Linked DNA regions of Homo sapiens: region 2 is linked to region 1. The links are chromatin loops, found by intact Hi-C in ENCODE. Cell type or tissue: GM12878. All regions are shown on one strand. Links, peaks and the distances in the headings refer to the core of each region. The heading gives the core; the rest is flanking DNA.

Region 1 (2,919 bases), core at 260-2,759:
GCAAAAGGAAGCAGAGGATACTGTCAATCAAATGTTCAGGTTGAGTCTATTGTTACCTCTGAAAATTGAGTTAGAAAAGCTTTATAAGACTTCGGAGTCGGAGTCGGAATATGTACTCATTTGCAAACAAAAGTAAATACTGGAAGAGAGGCCACGCCCCTCAGTGGATCTTGACTCTCAGTCCCAAACCAAACCCACATGTAAACTGCTATGGTTGGCCGGGCGTGGTGGCTCACGCGTGTAATCCCAGCACTTTGGTAGGCTGAGGCAGGCAGATCACAAGTTCAGGAGTTTGAGACCAGCCTGGCCAATATAGTGAAACCCCATCTCTACTAAAAATGCAAAAAATTAGCCAGGCGTGGTGGCAGGCACCTGTAATCCCAGCTACGGAGGCTGAGGCAGAAGAATCGCTTGAACCCGGGAGGCAGAGGTTGTAGTGAGCCGAGATTGTGTCATTGCACACCAGCCCAGGCAACAGTGTGAGACTCTGTCTCAAAACAAACAAACAAACAAACAAAACTGCTATGGTCGTGGGCAAGATAATCCAGTAGACTCCCTCAAGTTTAGATTCATACAGGCAATAAGACATTAGCGGAAGGGAAATGGCATGTTCTGAGGCTAGAATGACGTGCATATAAAATGGCCAGTGGGCCACAGGGTAATTTGGAGACATGGGGAGAGGTTGACAGTAACGTGAATTGAGGAACTCACAATGACAGAGGAAGGCAGACAGGTTACACTGCCTCAAAGCCAAAGATCTTCATTCCATCTGACCCCACCACCCATGCTCATGCGTGCAGCGCAGTACTCCTCTGCAGTCCAAAGAACTATAGGAAACCTGTCATGCATGGTAAATACCTTCCTGCATTTGATATGGAGCCTGGGATGTTCCTGAGACCCCTCCCCAAGGGGTGATTTGAAAATACACACTCAGAAAGTAAAGAATAGAAACCAGAGTTTAAAGGCCAAAGACATAGAGGGAAGGGTTTAAGTGTGAAATGACTCTCTAGTCCACAGCTTACTTCCAAGGGGAGTGGTCCTCAGCAGTAATCTCTGCATAAAATTGCAATGCTTTGTGCCCTGATCTCTGAGTGAATGTAGTCCTCATACTCTGCCCGTAATTAGTTTAATGAGAATCAGGGCTCCAGCCAAGGGTAAACACCATGGGCCAAGCATGAGAAATGCTGACTGTCTCTGAGGAGGCTCAGTACAAAACCCTGTTGCTGCAACAGTCAGTTTTCCAATCCCAGTGACAGAAACCCAGCTCAAAGGAGTATAAGCAACATAGGAAATGTATTAGCTCCTGAGAAGAGATGGATCCAGAGGCTCAAAGATTGTCTTTAAGGTTGCCTTTAGCTTTCCATCTCTCTGCGATTTCTCTTTGTACATTGGCTTCATTTTCTCCAGATGATGAAAGTGTCCTCTGTGCCCCTGTACCACTGGAGAAGATGGCTGCAAGCAGTTCCAAGCCATCCTTAGAGCATGTTATCCAAGAGGAGGGCGGAACTGCTCTCCTGTGGCTGCCACATCAATGCCTGAAGCAGACTCTGTTTGGCTGTGCTTGAGTCATATGCCCAGCTCTGTGCCAATCACTGTGACAAGGGCTAGAGAGCTACTCCTATTGGCTAGACTAAGGACAGGGCACCTTCCCTGCATTGGGGGAGGTGAGGTCAGCCCCACCTGAACCACATAGAATGGGTTCCAGGAAGGAAAGTGTGGTTTTATTTCCAAGAGAAGTGGGAGGTAAGCTGGGCAGGCAAAAACGACAAATGTCCTTTGCTTCTGGCAGATAGCAGAGCTCCGTTTTGGAGAAGGGTAAATTGACACAGCTAGATCCTCTGCTAGGATAAATTCTAGACATTCAGAAAGAGGGTAAATCTATTGGCCTTAAGTTGAAATCCAGATTCCATGAAAAGCACTGAACCCTCTCCTCACCCCCACCACCTTGGAAGCACTGGGACGCAGCAATGTTGAGAGGATGGGATTCTGTGCCACTGAGAGATGGCTCGCAGGTAACGTGGGCATGTCTCTTCCTTACATCCGTAAAGAGGCAAAATAAAAAATAACATAGCAGCACCAAATAACCTATCTTCCTGACCAGGGCCCTCCTACATTCTGCTGGCACAAGTGAATTCCCAGCTCCTGAACCCACGGACTCTCTCTCCTCCTTGTTGGTTGAGCAATGTCTGTATTTACTAAACAGGCCCAGTGAAGCAGTACATTCCTTCCAGACCCAGCACAGCCTCAGGCACAAAAGAGGTCCTTGATAAATGTTTGTTGAGGTCTTTTCCCAGCAGATGAAAGTAAATACTTTGGGAAGAATTTGGAAGAAAAGTGACCTGGCCTCCCTGTTGGTAGTTTTTCCTTTAGCTGGTGAAAGCTCCTTAAAGGGCCTGGATGGGCTGTTCCAGAAGACACTTACAAATGTAAACAGAGACAAATGCCCACAGCCCATGCACACCTGTTTCTCCCTGTTAATACTTAACAGTTAGTAGCTGTTAAGTATTTGATTATTCCTTTCCTACAAAAAAGCATTTCAAACCCAAAGGGAATATGGCTCATTTATTTGCTGAGTGGGACTGGAGGCCCATAGCCGCAGAAGATCCTGGCCCCACAGCAGCAGAGAGCAAGCTCAGAGTGCTGTCAGGTCTCTCCTGCTGCCTCTCGCCATGATGATGTAGTGGAAAAATGGTCAACAAAGCTATTTCCTACTGTGTGCTAAATGCCCATCATGGGAAGTCCCAGGTAAGTCCAGAAAAATATTTATATTGTGTTGTTATGGCTGAATTGTGTCTCCAAATTCATATATTGAAGTCCTAAACCCCAGTACCTCAGAATGTGACTGAACAGGCATACCTTGGGAATATTGTTGGTTGAGTTTCAGCCACTGAAATAAAACAAATATCACAATAAAGCCAG
Region 2 (2,919 bases), core at 155-2,654, 50 kb before region 1:
TTGCCTTCAGTATTATTATGCTAGTTGCAATATTGGTATTTTGTACCAATTTGGAGAAAGAGAAAGAGAGAAAATACATAACTATGTTAATATCATTAGGAGCCAAGCTTTTCAGCATAAGAGAAAAGGAATAAAAATATAAAACCGAAGTATATAAAAATATAATCTTTATTTGAATTGGAAATATAAGTATAAATTCATAATTTACTTTTTCTCTTTTAAAATAGTGCATATTTCCTAGCTCTAGCCAAAGAAAATGGCCAAGATTGATGAGCAATGGGCACCCCTAGAGCCCAGATTATAATCTCTAAGGACCATTACCCACTAAACAGAATCAGGGTTCCTTGGAGAAATGGCTACTTACGGATCTGCAATAGATGAGCCTGGAACATCTTGCCATAACTGAAAGCGAGAAAATCATGGAGATTACGAGTTCATGTCAAGAAGACAAACAGAGAAGCCAACTTGAAGTGGTCCCCATTGGCCAAGGAGGGACAGTTTGAACATGAAAAAAAGTAATGACTGCAATAGATTGAAACACATCAAGTATGTTAAAATCTATGAGCTCATAACGTCCCTCCTCTATAAGAAAGAAAACTTCATCAGTCATCTTTGGGAAATACTAGGGCATCAATCATTCGGATAAATATGAAAATGATAAATAAAAGGAAAGAATAAAGCTTTTATCTTGTCTTTCCTGTACAGACTGAATTTCTTGGTAACCAAATATTTTATAAAGAAAATGTCTTCTCTCTAGAAGAATCATAGCTAATAAATGCAGGAGGAAAGACAGAACTAGAAAATCACTGAAATAGAACCAGGCGGTGATCAAATTGCCTGCCGGAGCCATTAAATAAAATGTTAATGGAGAACTTTATAGTGGATGGATCAGGCTGACCACACTTGAACCCACTGATCAACCTTAACTAAAAGTGAAACAGCCAGGCATAATGTTCCCCCACCTGTGGAATATTCTTGCAAAAAAAAAAAAATTGAATCTAATCAAACTTCTAACCACCAGCTTACAGGAAATGAGAGAGATATGGAAACATGTTAAAAACAGCACTGCGAAGATATAATCAGTCAAATCCAGAAAGTGGGAAATTCTGCAGGAGGAATGATACAGTTTCCTCAACAAATAAATGACACTAAAATAATGGAGGTAGCTATTATAAATTAAAAGAGGCATCCCGACCAAACACAATGTATGGATCATTTTGAATCCTGATGTGAATAAACCAAATGCAAAAAGACATCTTGAGGCTACTGTGGAAAACTGATAACAGACTGAGAATTTGATAATTAATATTAAGAAATTATAGTTAATGTTGGGTATGATGCTGGCATTGTGATTATGTTAAAAAAAAAGTCTTTATCTGCTACAGAAATGCACTGAAGAACTAATGGATGAAAGGATAAGAGGATAAGAGTCTGGAATTCATTTTAAAGTACTCCAGTACTTTCGCCTCCAAAAAAGTGGTACAGCTGGGTAGAATTGAAACAAGAATAACGGGATGTTGATAGTTATGGAAGCTGAATGATGGGTGCATGAGATTCTTTATACTATTCTCTCTAATAGATAATATACTATTCTCTCTAATGTTTAAACATGTTCATGATAAATAGTAAAAAACTTTTTTTTAACATTTTAAAAAATTGGTACAATTCCAGGCACAGTGGCTCATGCCTGTAATCCCAGCACTTTGGGAGGCCAAGGCAGGCAGATCGCTTGAGCCCAGGAGTTCGAGACCAGCCTTGGCAACATAGTGAAACCCCATCTCTACATAAAATACAGAAAATTAGTTGGGCGTGCTGGTGTGCACCTGTAGTCCCAGCTACTCAGGCGGCTGAGGTGGGAGAATCACCTGAGCCCGGGGAGGTCGAGGATGCAGTGAGTTGTGATCACATCACTACCCGCCAGCTTGGGTGACAGAGTGAGACTCTATCTCAAAAAAAAAAAAAAAAAAAAAAGATTAGCACAAGTGTTTTGGGTACCAAGGAGATTTTAATTCTAGGTTGCGGGTCTTTTAAGCAAGCAGCCCAGGTGGCTTAATTCAGCCCTGGACTCAGATAGTCCAGGACCAGACTGAGAGAATCTTCCCTAGTTGAGCAGTGCTCTAGGGATGAGTCAAGCTCTTCATAGGGATTTATTGAATGAAGATGAAGTCTGTATTTTGGTCAGGAATTGAAGTTGGAAAATTCTGTCCATATGGAAGAAATATGGGAAAAAGGAAACATGAAAAAACAGGCAAAGAGAATATTTCATGGGCCTGACCAGGATGCCCAACCCCTAGGGTTGCATAACATCATCTTTCTGTGACAGCCCATTTCAAAACAGGGTATTCTGGATTCTCTGAACTCATTAATTGAAGGATCAGTTGGATTCTCAAAGACTTGCTAAGTGGATGCCAGTTCTGAAATTATTTCCTCCAGCTGTTGGACTGTGCGTGTATACGGTTGCTTTAGTCTGGTTTATTGCAGGATCCAGCAGTCTCCCTCTGTCTTCTACCCAGAGGCCAAGAAAAGTATGTTTTCTGAGGCTGGTGACCCTCCCATCTTCTTAATTTGCTTATATGCATATTTTAGCTCAGTTGCCCACAATAATAAAGAAGGAAATCATCAGAGTCTGTGCTTCTGTATAGCGGTCTCCTAAGATCTCTGAGAAAGCAGGTCTGTTTAGGTAAACCACAAGTAAGAATCCTCCGGAGGTATCTGAGCTACTGAGTTTAATTGGGCTGCAGCTGCTTTTCCTCCTCCCGCACTCGTTCCTGGTTCAGCTTGCAGACCACAGGGATTTACCAGTTAATTGGCTGTTTCTACGATTGTCATTCACTTAGGCATTCTTCCCTCTTCTTTGTTACCACAAAATGCTTCTCTTAAAATTAGTTGCCTTCCTGTGAATCCTGAAGACAAATGCGT

The links. Peaks named below come from ENCODE experiments on the same cell type or tissue, not always from the same donor. Only the 100,000 strongest peaks of a DNase experiment are listed, where the experiment ranks them.
Region 2: it touches region 1 in a loop (3.0-fold over the local background); 2 of 110 quality-filtered maps call a loop at or near these places.

Annotation. Positions count from the first base shown.
Region 1 is chr1:113,205,888-113,208,806 of GRCh38, reverse strand. It overlaps LOC643441 (a long non-coding RNA gene), which reads left to right and starts at 2,554. Exons shown (of 3, transcript NR_038846.1): 1 at 2,554-2,745. In GM12878, for the core only: no CTCF peak of the experiment used is centred there; no DNase peak of the experiment used is centred there.
Region 2 is chr1:113,256,002-113,258,920 of GRCh38, reverse strand. No RefSeq gene overlaps it. Among named protein-coding and RNA genes, the nearest start is that of MAGI3, 130 kb to the left of the region's middle. In GM12878, for the core only: no CTCF peak of the experiment used is centred there; no DNase peak of the experiment used is centred there.